Linked DNA regions of Homo sapiens: region 1 is linked to region 2. A link is an interaction called in ENCODE POLR2A ChIA-PET data of the cell type or tissue named here. Cell type or tissue: CD4-positive, alpha-beta T cell. All regions are shown on one strand.

The links. ChIA-PET counts read pairs that join two places held together with the same protein. Peaks named below come from ENCODE experiments on the same cell type or tissue, not always from the same donor. Only the 100,000 strongest peaks of a DNase experiment are listed, where the experiment ranks them.
Region 1: POLR2A ChIA-PET joins it to region 2 with 5 read pairs; 3 of 35 experiments call an interaction of 5 or more read pairs at or near these places.

What each region holds. Positions count from the first base shown.
Region 1 is chr4:101,324,087-101,332,086 of GRCh38, reverse strand. All of the region lies in intron 1 of PPP3CA (protein phosphatase 3 catalytic subunit alpha), which reads left to right. MIR1255A (microRNA 1255a) reads left to right here and starts at 1,673; the gene lies at 1,673-1,785. In CD4-positive, alpha-beta T cell, no CTCF peak of the experiment used is centred here; DNase peaks (open chromatin) are centred at 3,576 and 3,906; H3K4me3 peaks cover 580 bases; H3K27ac peaks cover 993 bases.
Region 2 is chr4:101,512,732-101,520,731 of GRCh38, reverse strand. No RefSeq gene overlaps it. Among named protein-coding and RNA genes, the nearest start is that of PPP3CA-DT, 170 kb to the right of the region's middle. In CD4-positive, alpha-beta T cell, no CTCF peak of the experiment used is centred here; no DNase peak of the experiment used is centred here.

The DNA.
Region 1 (8,000 bases), 190 kb after region 2:
CTCTCAGTTCAAGTCTTTTAAATACTTCTAACCTAGTGCTGCAGGAGCCTCCCAACATCAGTGTCTCTGCTTTCAACCTTTTTCTCTTGCATACACATATGTTTTGTCACATTGGCACTAGGATTATTTTTCTAAAACGAACACTTGATTATGCCGATACCTACTTGGTGGTTGATCCCTTTTTTTACTGGTTTGCAGGAACTCTGTATATTACGGAATTTGACCCTATCACATGAATTCTGAAAATATTTATAATATAGCATATGTTACATTGTACTGAACTTATTTTAAGTCTCCAATTTATTTGAATATAAATTTTTGGGAGCTGAGAACATTTTTTATTTATATGTGTATTCTGATTGTTTATCTGTGTTTGGCATATAATAAAAGTTGATTGAGCTGAAGGACTTAAAAACCTGAAGCACACCTTCCATGCTTTTCATTTGCTTTACCTCTGCATGGAACACTTTTAATCTGTCTCTCCTGTGTGAAACTTCTCTGAAACCCTTACCAGCTGTCTGTGCTGCTACTTGTCTGTTGTACGCACGATGGATCACAAATGTTGGCAACATTTTTTCTTCATTAACTGAGAAATCTCTGAGGGGCAGGGTCTTATCCAGTTGATCTCTCCAGTGCTTAGTGCAATGCCTGGCACATTATTCTTCATTTGTTTTTTTACAACAAAAAAATTGACTGGGGAAGATATTTCTGTTTATTATACAAGAATAATGAAGCAAAGTACTTCCTGTCCTCCCTTCTATTCTAAAAATTTTAATGACATTAATATCCATGCCTTGCATGTATATTACCTCATTTTAAGTACCTTATGCAAAGTTTCCTAGTGAGTAAGTGGTAGATCAGGTATTTGGACTCCAAGTCGTGACTCAGATCCTGGGCTTTTACCACCATAACACTAACTTCAGGGCAAGATGAGGCCAAATATATTAGATGGTGTCAGTGAATTGATAGAAAATACTTGTTATTAGGGATTTCTTTTTATATAAAATATCATTGCTCCTGGAAATCATTTTGGCTGAACATCTGTGGCATTTTCTGTGGGAGAAAAATCTAATACTTTTCGTGGGGCAGATATTTTTGTCTTCTTTGTAGAAATATGTAGTTGAGGCCCACAACAATGGGACTGGACCATAAATTATGCTTTTCTTGGCATTATTGACCTTATTATGGTGTTATAACACAAACGATCCAAAACATAAAAAGAAGTACCAACTATGAGATCCATAAAAAAGTCATTTTAATTGGACCTTAAGTTTTTCCCCTAGGTTAAGGCTATGAAAAAAAAGTGTAGTGCTAGTTATTGTACACTGTTAGCCTTTTTTTGTAGACGTTGCCTTTTTATACAGGCATATTTTAGAGATATTGTGGCTTTATACAGGCATATTTTGGAGATATTGTCGGTTTGGAGATATTCCAGACTGCCACAATAGAGCGAATATCACAGGAAAGCTAGTCACACAAATTTTTTGGTTTCACAATGCATGTTAAAGTTATGTTTACACTATACTGTAGTCTGTTAAGTGTGCAATAGCATTATGTTTAAAAAAGCAATGTACATACTTCACTTAAAAAATACATAACCGTTGTGCTAATGATCATCTGAACTGTCAGTGTCTTGGGGTGGCTGTTGCTTTATCAGCTAAATGTATGTAGTATTGGAAATCCTTTGAGTTGCTTCTCAAGGATGAGCAAAGAAAGTAGATTTTTTAGATTCTAAAGAAACTATCTTCTTTGCTCATCCTTGAGAAGCAACTCCTTATCCATTAAAATTTTATCATGGGATTGCACCAAGTCAGTCCTATCTTCAGGATTCACTTTTAATTCTAGTTCTCTTGATATTTCTACCACATATGCAGTTACTCCCTCCTCTGAAGGCTTAAATTCCTTAAAGTCAGTTTATTTCAAACTCTTGTTAATGTGGATATTTTGACCTCTTTCATTAATCATGAATGTGCTTAATGGCATCTAGAATGGTGAATCCTTTCCAGAAGGTTTTCAATGTACTTTGTCCACATCTGTTAGAGGAATCACTATGTATGGCAGTGACAGTCTTATGAGATATATTTCTTAAATAGTACAATTTGAAAGTTTAAATTACTCCTTGATCCATGGACTGCAGAATGGGTGCTGTGTACAAGATCAGAGCTCTTGGATGACTAGGTGCATTGCAAAGAGCAGTAATATTTTGAAAGGATTTTTTTTTTTTCCCTGAGCAGTAAATCTCAATCTCAGCCAAGAGCTTAAAATATTCAGCAAACAATAACAATGCTGTAAACAGATGTGCTGTTATCCAGGCTTTGTTGTTCCACTTACGGAGCACAGGCAGAGTAGATTTAGCATAATTCTTAAGGGCTTTAGGATTTTCAGAATGGTAAATGAGCATGGGCCTCAACTTAAGTTACCAGCTGCATTAACCCCTAAAAAGAGAGTCAGCCTGTCCTTTGAAATTTGAAGCCAAGAGTTCACTTCCCCTCTCTAGCTGTGAAAGTCCTAGGCAGCATCTTCTTCCAATAGAAGGCTGTTTCATCCCTATTGAAAATTTGTTATTGAGTGTAGCCGCCTTCATTAATGATCTTAAGCAAGGTCTCCTGGATAACTTGCTGTAGCTTCTACATTAAAATTTGCTGCTTCACTTTGCATTTTTATGTTGTGGAGATGGCTTTTTGCCTTAAATGTCATGAACCAACTTCTGCTAATTTCCAACTTTTTCTCTGCAGCTTCCTCACCTCTCTCAGCCTTCATGGAATTGAAGAGAGTTAGGGTCTTGGCTGCTGATTAGGTGTTGGCTTAAGAGAATTTTGTGATTGGTTTGATCTATCCAGACCACAAAAACTTTTCTTATATTGGCATTAGGCTCTTTAGCTTTCTTATCATTTGTGTGTTCACTAGGTAGCACCTTTAATTTCTTTGAAGAACTTTTCCTTTGCATTCACAACTTGGATGTTTGGCGCAAGAGGCCTAGCTTTGGGCCTGTCTCCACTTTTGATATGCCTTGCATGATAAACTTAATCATTTCTACCTTTTGATTTAAAGTGAAACATGTGCAACTTTTCACTTGAACAGTTAGAGACCATTTTAGGGTTATTAATAAGCCTCATTTTCAATATTATTTTGTCTCAGGGAGTAGGGAGGCCCAAGGAGAGACAGAGAGAGATGGGTAAATGACTGGTCAGCACAGCAGTCAGAGTACACACATTTATTTGTTAAATTTGTTGTCTTATATCGGTGTGACATGAGGTGCTTTAAAACAATTACAATAGTAACATACAAAACCATGGATCACAGATTACCATAACATACAATAATAATGAAAAAGTTTGAAATATTGTGAGAATTACCAAAATGTCACAAGAGACACAAAGTGAGCACATGCTGATGGAAAAATGGCACCGCTAGACTTGCTTGTGACAGAATTGCTATAAATCTTCAATTTGTAAAAAATGTAATACCTGCAAAGTGCAGTGAGGCAAAACACAATAAGTGAGGTATGCCTGTATTCATTTTCATATTTTTGTTGCTGAAGCAAATAAAGGAAGCCACACATAGCTAAAGTGAAAGCCACTTCAAGGAGACGTCACATGAAACATTTTGAGGAGGGAGTTATGTGGTTTCATTGTAACATTTTAGATGCAAATGTGAATTGTTTTGAGATCAGAATTTTTCATTTACTACTTTTAACTATTCTTGTACTATGATGAATGTTTAGGGTTAGCCTAGTTATACAATTCTTAAATTGTTTGAAAGAAAAGATGGTGATTGAGAATTTTAGTGCTTCTCCTGAGGCAGGTGATTGGAGACAGTTGTTTGTTCTTGTGATTCATAAACGCATTTTGAATCCAACTGAACCTTGTTTGATTCACTTTGAGAAATTCTGTGGTTGAGGTAGTTGCAGGTCATAGGTTTAGGTGTAAGAGAAGATTTAACACCCTGCCCTGATTTCCTGGGTCTGTAAATTCGGGGAGCTCCAATTTCACACGGAGGCCTCTTACCATCTCTTGCTTCATGGTGAATACCTCTGCATGTGGGAAAATTTCTTCCTGCTGGAATCAGCTTAGGTTCATATTTTCTTTTTCTTCTTTTTTTCCCTGGTGATATTTTTGTGGACCCTGAACTTCAAATATATTTTTTTTGGTTGTTGTTTATGAAAGGTGTCCAGTACCATGTAGATGAAAAATTTGAGTAACGTTCATACAACTAGAGTGTTTTGTTGACAGTTCTCATTTTGTTAATATATATTTATTGAAATGTAAGGGTTTTCATGGCCTGAAAAAACAAAATATGCATTACAACTTTCCTGCTGTGTGTGTTTATTTCAGTTCTGAAGCTAGCCTGAAATAACCTCTACTTTATAAGGAAATTGATGCTGAGTTGTCATTATGCCCAACATTTATAATACATATACAGCTAATTTGAATGTTATAAGTATAGAAAAAATATCAGGTAAGTCTGTATTCAAATAGGAATATCAAAGTAAAATAACCAGTGATTAAACATTCCAGTGGTAGTACATGGGAACCAAGTGAGAAAATATGTAAGAAACATGCTTGGATTTTTTGTTTGTCTTTTTTTTTTTTCTCCCACAAATGTGGATTTAATTTGTGTCTTATGAGTGAAATTTTAAAGTAGAAGATTATGAGAGCTCTTCTTTTGGGAATTCCCCTAGTAAATACAGCTTCTAAGTTCACTGTTTTTGTTCTTCCTTGAGCTAATGAGAGAGGTTAACATATTTGTAGTAGATTCCAGGTTTTAGAATTTTTTCTTATGGAAGAGAGGCAAACTGGAATCCCATTCAGTCACAATATTTGGTTCAGTCACAATATTTGATTAGACTTCAATTGTCTTGGACAGAAGTAAGACTGTTCTCCATATTCTTAAAAAATGGAAATGTGCGTAAATTATTTTCTGTACATTCACTATTTTAAATAATTATTTCCCTTTCACTCTTATGCTGAGCTGTATATTGTGACCACATGGATGAAAGTCTACCTCTTTTCTTCTTCACAAGGTTTCCGACAGTGAGATTTTGTGAGTGATTTGGTTTATTTCAAGAATGGTGGAATTATCACAATAATGTATATTTTAAAATGCTTTTGTAGTTATGCCTCAGAATAGGCAGATAGATACTGCCTATTCATATTTGAACTTCTGTCCTGTGAAGAGCTAGCCCCAGAAGGGATCTTTTGCTTTTGATTATTTAGCCTATATTTAAGAGGTTTCTTTTCTCTTGAATTGTTATCCCCAGCTACTTGTTCAGAGATGTTTGTAAATGAAGGGAGTGAGTGGGAGGAAAAGCTTATGTTACTTGTAGACCAGAGAATAGTATAGCAGCTAGAAGTGGTGTTTGTCTGTAGGCTACCCTTAGTTGATTTGTGTTGTCATGCAAGAAACATTTTGATGCATTTATTTCAGGACACGGCATTTTGGAGACTTCATTAAATGCTACCTGTTGCTGTTTGTGATGGAATCTAGTCTAGAATGTTAAGAGGCAGTAGAAAAAGCTGAAATGGCAAGAAGATGGCACTCTTCAGTCTTTAAGATTCACCTGTTTGCATTTTAGAAACACATTACCATTCTTTTTGCTTCTCTTAAAATTGGAGCTATTTGGATTAAAATTAAATTTATCATTATGATGTGACCTACTTGGTGTCAGTTATTTTTACTGTTTCTTTTAATCCCTAAGGTAATCCTGTGAGGAGGTTAATATGGAAATCTGTTCTGAAGTCTGTGAATCAAAGATGCTAAATAATTTTCTCATGATCAGAGAGCTAGTAAGTGATCAAGCTGGAATTGAAAAACAGAACATTTAAAAATTATTTTGAAAAAATGTCAGATATATGTAGGAGTTAGGAGGACAGTTAACCCACATATACCTATCCCATAGATTACTTATGGAGATTTTATTACATTTCCTTTATTCCCTCCTTCCTTTTTTGGAGACAGAGTCTCACTCTGTCGCCCATGCTGGCGTGCATTGGTGCAGTCTCGGCTCACTGCAACCTCTGCCTCCTCGGTTCAAGTAATTCTGCTTCAGCCTTCTGAGTAGCTGGGACTACAGGCACATGCGACCCCACCTGGCTAATGTTTTTATTTTTATTAGAGATAGGGTTTTGCCATGTTGGTCAGGCTGGTCTCGAACTCCTGACCTCAAGTGATCCGCCTAACCTCAGCCCCCCAAAGTGCTAGGATTACTCTTCTTTTTTCTTTGCCAAAGTATTTTAAAGCCGATCCCAGACATCATGTTAATGAATGCGCACATTTTAACTGTGAGGCTAGTGTTTAGAATTCTGTACCTGATGGCCTAAGGTATAAAAGAGCATGACACAATATGAAGACTGTGAGCAGTAGAAGCCATATTTTTTCTACAACATAAGTTATATATCTGCATTGAGTTTTCTTGATATGGTTAGCCGTCATTTGCCACTCATTTGTTAAAAAAAGATCAATGCAATAACTAATATTTATTGAGTACTGACTCTGGGTTAGGAACAGTCCCTCATATTTTATGCATATTAACTCATTTAGTTAACAGTAGCCCTGTGTTCTGTAATCATTTATTGTGGGTTCCAGTTGCTTGTTGAAAACAGTTACCTCTTTTACATAAAAATGAAATATTCCACATTGCTTTGACTTGTGGTATCTTTTCCATTCCTTACCTTTAGTAATTATGATTTGTTAAGGAATGTATAGAACAGTGCTACTCAAAAGTGTGGTCCACATAACAGTAGCATCAGCATTGCCTGGAAGCATGGTAGAAATACAGAATTTCAGGCCCTACCTTTTGAATCAGAATCTGCATTTTAAATTAGGTCTTTAGGTGATTTATATGTATATTAAAGTTTGAGAAGGTTTGGGTTGCATTTAAACAGCCTTGCAAGCATGGTCACACATTACAATCACTTGGAAAACTTTTAAAGCTACCAATGCCCAGCACTGTCCCTGAACAATTAAATTAGACTATCTAGGTAAGCCTCCAGCATCTTTTTCCTTTCCTCCCCCTTTAAAAAAAATTAGATTCTCTAAATGAGACCTTAGTATTGTTATTGTTGTTTTTCAAGCATCCCAAGTGATTCTTAAGTTTGGCCATGCTTTAACATGCACTAGTTTTATAGGAGTAGAGTATCTTTGTGTTCTGTTCCAGCTTCTTAACACTGAAGAGAACATTTCAACTTGTAAATCATATATTGAAAATGATGCCAAATGAGAGTCAAAGATGGAAGAAATTCCGGGCTTATACTTAGTCTTGTGTCGGTAATTGGCTCCTGATGGCATAAAAAATAATTTCCTTTTTTGCAAGACTGAACTTCTTCATTGTTCTTACCTCACTTGGCAGTAGGGAATGAAAGTGCCCCCAAAGTTTATTGTCTTTTTTTTTTTTGTTGTTCCATTCTTTCCTTCAAGTGAAGAGTTACACTGAGGGAGGCAGGGAGATATGGAATACCAAATGGACAAAAACTGGACCAAGAATTGTTAAATAAATTCGCATCATTACACTGGATAGGATTCTAAGTATTTTAATTTTTTTTAAATGTTCTTCTGTTTGTGCATGGCTGCTTGATTTTCTTTAAGTTAGTGAATTTAGTTCCAGGCACATACTTTGTTCGTTTAGCTGCATTTAGTGAGTACTCAGTAAAAGCAGTCAAAAGAATGAAATAGCAAAAGGGAACTGGAACAGTGGGGAGAAATGGAGTTTCTATGTGCTCCTTACCTTTAGTTGCATATGGTGGAGTGGTCTGGAGCCAGACTACCTGCATTGAATCCTGGCTCTGCTGCTTATTTGCCCTGTTGCCATGGTCAAGTTAATTATGTGCCTCTGTTTCGTTTCCTTCCCTCCCTCCCTTCCCTCCTTTCCTTCCTTCCTTCCTTCCTTCCTTCCTTCCTTCCTTCCTTCCTTCCTTCCTTCCTTCCTTCCTTCCTCCCTCCCTTCCTTCCCTTCCTTCCCTTCCTTTCTTTTCTTTTCTTTCTTTCTTTTGTCTCACTCTGTC
Region 2 (8,000 bases):
ATTTAAGAACTCTGTAAATGATCATTACTTGGAATTTCCACTATCTTTATCATACCAAACTTCAGGAAAGATGAAGAGAGCCAAGGGATTTTAAAACTATAATTAACAAAGCTCTCAGAAACCTCAAACTATCAAGACTAAGGTACTATCGATAGCCTTGATGACAACAAATCAATCCTCCCTAATATCTACAAGTTATCTCCTTTTGAATGAATACCAGCCCTATCTTAGAAATTTGAGAATAACTTCCAATCCTAGATTCCACTCCATCAAGAGCTGATAAAAAAAACAGGCAAAATTCTTTAAAACCTACAGATGAATTATGTTGACCCTCCTACTCTCTAGCATCTCTGTCATCTGGAGGGATCTTGATCATTTTAATATCCCATAGAATGTCATGCTGATCTGTGACATTGATGGTATTATGCTAATTAAATTCAATGGATTTATTTAATCATAACTCAATGATTAAGGTGCTTATTAGTCATTTTTTTCAAAAATAAACAATCTTGAAAGATGAATGTACTTTTACCCATTGGTTTCCAGATCTATACATTCTAACTATGAGAATACAAATATACTCACACACATATATACAAATACATATACACAATACATATACACACAAATATGTATATGTATGCATTGGGGGGGTATTGCAATGTGTAGAATAAAAGCCCAATCTTGAAAGGAGTTATGTACTAGTGAGCAATGTAACTGAGCCTATGGAAGGCCATTTTATTACACTATCAAGTCAACTGCTTTTGGATAATGTAGTATGGAATAATTTTGAGGCGTAGGCTTATTAATGTATATTCTTTAACCTAAAAGCAGCCGTCTAATTGGAGGTGATATTGATAGATAAGGCTTTCCATGAGTACACACATGCTGCTGCTGACAGAGAAGGCAAATTCATCCCAGAATATTAATCTATTCATGTGATACAAAGCATGACCCCTTGATGATGGAAGTGGTCCAATATAATCAGATAGCCACCATTTTGCTGGCTGTCCCCACTGAGGAATAATGCCATATTGAAGACTCAGCATTGGCCTCTGCTTTCGACAGATGGGCAACACAGAAGAATAAGCAGCAGCTCAGCCTTGGTGAGTTGAGGAACATATTGTTGAGCTATATATCTTCTCCAAAATCTACAGAAGCTCATCAAGCATTTTCTTTTTATGATGAACAGCAAAATACCACTTCTTCTCTTTAGATGGAAAAGCTAAATAGAACACAAATCATGGACCCCTAGAAAGAGATAATGTGACAAGCCTCTGAAATTTCTTCCACATTCTGGTTCAAATATGTCTTACTAATGCATTCAGAGCACTTGCTACATCTTGTTCAGCAATTTTAAGTGGCATACTACTATCAATGTTACAGATCAGCATGACATTCTATGGGATATTAAGATCATCAAGGTCCCTTCAGATGATAGAGATGCTAGAGAGTAGGAGGGTCAACATCATTCAACATAGAGTAGGAGCTCAACATAATAAAAATATACTGTTATCCCTGCCATTGAATGAAAATTGCTTCTGATTTTCCTCACTGATTGAAATGAAAAAAAAAAATAAAGATTGCAGATCAATCACTACAAGAAGCTGTGCTTATTTGCTCTAGTATAAGTAGCACATCTGGAACTGCAGCTGCAATTGGCATCATCACTGAATAAGTTTGGGATAATTACCCTTCATTTTCTACAACCCATCTGGCTTTGGCACTAGCCAAATGGGAAAGTTTAAATAAGGATGTAGTGGGAATCAGTATCACTGTATCAGTTAAATATTTGATGGTGACATGAATCTTGGCAATTACACGAAAGATAAGGTTATGCTTTGGGTTTATTATCTTTGTTAGAAGAATCAGTGTCAGGACTTATGTTTAGTCCTTCCTGCCATTTAGCCTTCATCCCATGGATCAGGGGTTCTAATAGTTTCAAAGTGTATCTGTTTTCTCTATACATTCTAAGACTTGAGAAATACAGTAATTACAGGACTTATTTTACCTGGAAATGAGCCAAGACTTCATTATCACCTGACAATCATAAGCTCTCATTCTGACCAGAAAACCATGGTAATGTTTCAGGTCTCCAGAAATCAGGGTAAGTTCATAGGTCACAATTCTAAACATCTTAGAATTTTATGACTGAGAGATATTTCATAGATTTTGTGTAATATATTCATCTAACATTCCTATATAGCTAAGTCTTCAGATTCCTTCCTGTATGGTGCCAGGAAAGTTCTAGCACTTTATCTTATTAACTTGGTTATCTTTCCATCCCAGGCTTCAATGACCCAAGCTATCGGAATATTTAGATGACTCTCTGAGGCTTAAACACACATATTAAATCCTAATACCTTATGAATTTACCTTTATTGATGAAGATTTGACCCAACTGAGCATATTTCCTTGTTCTTGGTTTATCATCTTTCAAACATACTCCTACTCATATGACCAATGCCCCTGACAATACAGATATTGAAATCTTGTGACAATTGATTTAAGACCCCCTCCTTGCAAAGCAAGATTTTAACTTCTTATGGCTATGTTGGTATGTAATTAATGAGGACACAAAGGTAATAAGAAATCAGGGTGGATGTTCAAAAGATCTTCATCAGCTCCTGAGACAATTGCCTGTCATGTAATAACTGAATACTTTAACTAAAGGAGGGCTGATAGAGGGACAAGGCTCCCTCACCAACAAGGGGATTTTACAGGTAGTTGGAGATCAAAGATTTCAATGTCAGTCCACAATTTTCCCAAATGGCCCCGACCCAAATCTCAAGATTCCACTTATTTCCCTGTGTCCTTCCTTTTAAATGAGAGATCTGGCAGGACTGAACATTTAACTGGAGCTACAACTCTGCAGTCCTTACATTTACGCTTCTAGATATGCAACCTCAGGAGAGGTTCCAATCTCCCACAAGTATTCTTAATTATATGTTTATGGCTCTTAATTTCTGTTTATGCTCTCTGCTGCCCAAATTGATAAACAACTGATTCCATAGCTCTTGTATTTTTATTTATTATTTACAAAATAACTCAATTCCTCAGCTACTCCAGTCAGGTCTTGCCCCTCACCTCTACTTTATCTTATGCTATCAGGCATGATCATGTGAGCAGATTCCAGCACACACCGTGTATTACACATGTCCCTTTCATCCTGGCAAAGAGGTTATCCCTGAGTTCCTTTAAAAATAAACCACCCAATTCCAGTCACCCATCTTAAAGGTGCATTTCTTAGGGAAGCTCATGGTACAAATGATTATATCAGTCCAGTTCCCAACAGGAACTTGGAGCATTTACAATACAAAGATCTTGCAGGATGTAGTGGAACTCCAAAGTGTACTGCAGAATGGTGGGGTTGGTAAAAGCTGTTATCATCTGTTGGCTTGAAAGGATAAGAGGAAGGAACAGTCACCAATACCAAGAAGGAAGATGTTGGGAGAAGAGGTTAACCTGAGAGAACCTACAGTCAAAGAACACAGCCTTCCTGAAGTGACCTTGAAGAGAGTAAGGCAGGAGAATAACTGCTCTAACCACAACTTCTCATCTCCTGTTGGTGCTCCCCACTGGCCAAACTCAACAGGAAGCTAGAGGACAAGGTGGGCCACCCATTTAGTCCATACAGTCAGCCTCCTGGGATAGAAGGCAGGGAAGGAGAAGGTAAAGACAAGATCTGGAGAGGAAAAGAGATGGGGTCTGGCTCACTCCTATTGTGGAAATTCTCCTGTGCTCCTATTTCAGCTCTGCTGGCAACTAAAATCATTATTGGTGGCTTCCATGAAATCCTCACACTTCCAGATTTCTTGGAAGAGGCCTTTCTGATCTTTCCTTTTGCAGCTCTTCCAGTGGTTGTCTAAGCCTGAAATTCTTTATATTAATTTTCTTTCCGCTAATATACCTAAAATGGCTTCCTCTTTCCTGACCAAATCAGACTGATCCAAGAACATTGCCTCCCTTAAAAGGAGCTCTATAGCCAAAAAGTAAGTGATCAGAGAGAAACAAATCCAACATGTCTTTCTACAGTTCCTCTGGTTAGAAAAATGAGAGCTGAACAGAGAAAGAAAGTGTTTTCCTTTTGCTTCGTTGGAGACTCATGGTATTGAATGAAAGCTCATGAGGAGTCTGCAATAACATTTAGCCATATGTAAAAATATAGCATGTTAAGACAAATACATGTAGATATGGGTATTTAACACAGACAGAAAGAATAGAGGCTTCTTAAAGCAAAATTGCTATAAAGGAGTGTCACTTTTTAGCTCTTCCTTTCTCTGGGCACCAAAATCTAGACTGCTCAAGTATACAGGAGAAAAAAACAAAAACACAGAATGGAAATGGATCTTATAGACCTTGAGAGGTTTATTAATTTAAGACAGATGTATAGTAATGACTGGAACTAATCATCTGTAGGTTACTCTACAATTAACTTTGTCATAAATATAGACACAAATAAAGACAAATCTTACATCAATTCTAAGGAAAACTGTGACAACTTTTAAGCCTGTCTCCAGTTCAGTCCATATTGCTTTTCCTCCTAAACCTGATGACATTCTTGTTTACCACACACTTCTTTTCTCTTACTTATTGATACTTACATGTTGTTTTCTCATATAAAGGCTTTTTCTTTCAGGTCCTACACATGTATTTGCTCAAATATACTTTAACTGTATAGCCTTTATCAATGGTATTCTGGGGGTGAATGAGAGCAGTAGCAAACTCTTGAGCACTTACATGCCTAGCATTCCATTAACTACATTAAGTACTGGACTCTCACAACAACTATATGAGTTAGTTTATTATCTTTTTATTATTTCCAATCTATATATGACAAAATGGAGGCTTAGGGGTCCTGCCTATATTCACAAGTTGGAATGAAAACATGAAAACACAAGTCTGACTGTTCCTAAAGTCAATGTTCTTTTTAAGTTTCATTTTCTTTTTAATTGACCTATCATTCTTAGCCCTTATATTCTGCCCCCTTCTTCCAAGCAAACAAGCAACCTATTACTGGGAAATGCTTTTTCTCTTTGTTTTCACTTTGAAGTTGCACTTTTGTGTTTCTCTTACCACTGTGAACTGAAAATCTTGTTTCCTATGTCTTTTCTGCTATGTTATTATGTGTTACAGTGAGGGAAAAGATGGCATTCCACCCATTTTGTCAGGAAGAATAACTTACTGATAGAAGTAAAACCTGAGAATAGTTCTCACGTTAGGAAGCACTTGGAAGTGTTGCTACTTCCTATGTATCATGGTGAAACTTCCCTGCAGAAAAAAACTATTTTGTTTCCTTTTTCTGGACATTATAGGCTGGGTTTTTTTACCATCCAAATCTGTGACCTCTTCAATCATGATTAACAGCCATATCCTATTCGCATGGGCCCTGTGAATTCACAGTTAACAATGACGACTGTCATTTGCTTAGGGCTAAATTATTCTTGCTGATTCCACCTTAACTTATTCATTTCTAGAAACTGCTTTTACCCTCAACACTTGCTTTCCAGGAAGGGAACATCTCCACATTCATCTTTTGCCTTCCTCTTATTCAACACAAAGAGTAGTTATGGCCTAAAATAAAGATAAAGACTATCCAGCTATGAACACACACTTTATTTTAGCAACTAAAAATGTTCTCCACAGATTATTCCTTTAATCCAAAGATCTTTAAAGTGTTTATAAAAGACAACAAACTAAGCTTTGCTATATACTCATATATCTTACAACCTGCTCCAAAGCACCTTCTTACAAGGTTTTGAAACATTCAAGGTGAGCTTTTAATCCCACTGAAAACCAAAGAAAAATAGGCTGTACCATCATGCCACTTATCGGCAGAGGTGAAAAGTAAATGTCCTCTGAAGTGTACCTGAAATCTATTTCAGTAATTATCTGAAGCCTTCTAAAGATTAAGAGACAGGCCCTTCCTTTCTAGCCAACAGAAGTTCATAGAGCAGTACTCTGCCATGTGCCTGTTTTGTCTTTGATTGACAAGTTTAAAGAAGTTTTTTACATAGAAGACTTTGACTACAATCTCTTCTAACTGATTCAAAATTCACTACAGGTATCAAAAGATGATGAAAAGTTGAAATTCTGATTGAAATCACCCTGGTTACCCTTAATTTAAGTTCTTGGTTTTGGCTTAATTCCTTCAGTCTTGGAAGAGAGATTTAGTATATCCCTTTTAGGAAAGCCAGTTTGCAGAAGGCTGCTCTTGGGTGTTTTTCCATGCTGTTCCAATGCTGGTGAATTTGCTGTAGATGGGAATGTCTTACCCTAAGGTGGACTGCAAGTCAGGAGAATGAAAGGAACACTTAGCTCCTAGGCACATTTCTCCAGCTTATCTGATTCCACTGAAAGCTCAGATTCCTGTAATACATTTTCTAAACACAATGGCCTTAGTTTCATACTTACCTAACAGCTAGAGTGCAACTCCAAATAAATTGTGCATGGGAAAATACATTCTTACACTGAGAGAACTGCTACATATATATTCACTCTCTCTTCCAAAGTAATCTGAAATGAAATTTTCCAAGTAACAAATAAAGTGTACTAGTAATGAGTTGAGCAGTTTTATGGCTTATTGGTCATGTTCTTGATAATATCTCTGAACATTTCAAGTACCCACACACAAAATGAGTTTTCAGAATGGGGAATAGCATTGAACATTAAGGTAATGGGTTCAAAAATTGAAAGCCAGATTTATGTAACAAAAGAGACCATTTCCAATGGGTTTGAAACTCACATTTAATGACAGAATATTCTTTAAAAAACTGCAATATCAAGAATTGCTAATCAATTATGCTAAGATTTATTCCCAAAGATGATTAAAATTTAGACAACTATTTAATTCAGATGTGTAACTGACAAATTGAAGCTAATTGAAAATGTCAAAATTTAAAAATTAAACTAGCATAATCCAGATGGCCTAAGAGAAAAACTTTGTTAAAAATAGAAATGCCAAATAATAAATTCGTGTTTGAAAGCTGAAACCATAAAAAGCTCATTATCTATCTATAATAATATTTAAGAAAATGTGATTCAGTTAGAAGTATAGTTAAGTCATATCTTAATAATGTAGAAAAGCTGAATAGATTATCCAAATTCATTCATATGTAATCATATTATGTTTTATACTTTCACTTGAATATGGATTTTACTTCTAAGAGTTCACAATACAATAAAATAATTCATATACTAGTATTAGAGTTATTGATAATTCAGATTTGAGCTTGGATAAAGTTTATCTTTCTACTGCCTAATAAAGGGAAGTTTACTAAGCAAATTAAAACCACAACTAAAATTATAGAGTAATGAATGACATCCTAAATGCATTGTCTCAAGTGCTTTATAATTACATTTACATAAAGTAATGTACTGAATGCTCAACATTTTACCTGCACTGTCTCATTTAATTTTCACAACCACTTTATGAGACCCGATTAATAGAACCTTCATTTCATAGATGAGAAAAATGATGTGTAAAAAAGGCTAATTTCCTTCAGGCCATTTAGTCAGTAGCTAGTAGAGTTAAAATCTGGAGAGTGTTAGACTCCAAACCATTGTCATTGTATCATACTCCTTCCTGCTGAACTGTGACAAACAAGCACTGGTAGTGTGGGAATCGGGAGATGTTATGGGTGGACTAGCTAAAGGAACCCATTGGTTGAGTTTCTGTTCACTCAAATAATGTTATAGCCTTATATGAACTATTAGAGCACCTGCCAAATCTGCTCTCAGTGCAGAGAGGCTATCTTTCCAACAAAAACTTAAATGGATGTATTGGGCACCCATTCTGTGCCAGGCCTGGTACTAAAGGATTTAGGATACATTAATGAACAAAACAGTTAAAGTTACTTACCTAGCAGAAGACAAATGCAATAAACCATGAAAACAATACATAAGAATATTATACAGCAACTTAGAAACTAAAATTGTCATAAAAGGAATAAAGGAAATGATAAAGGGGATAAGAAATTATGTGTGGTGGGGTAGGTTGC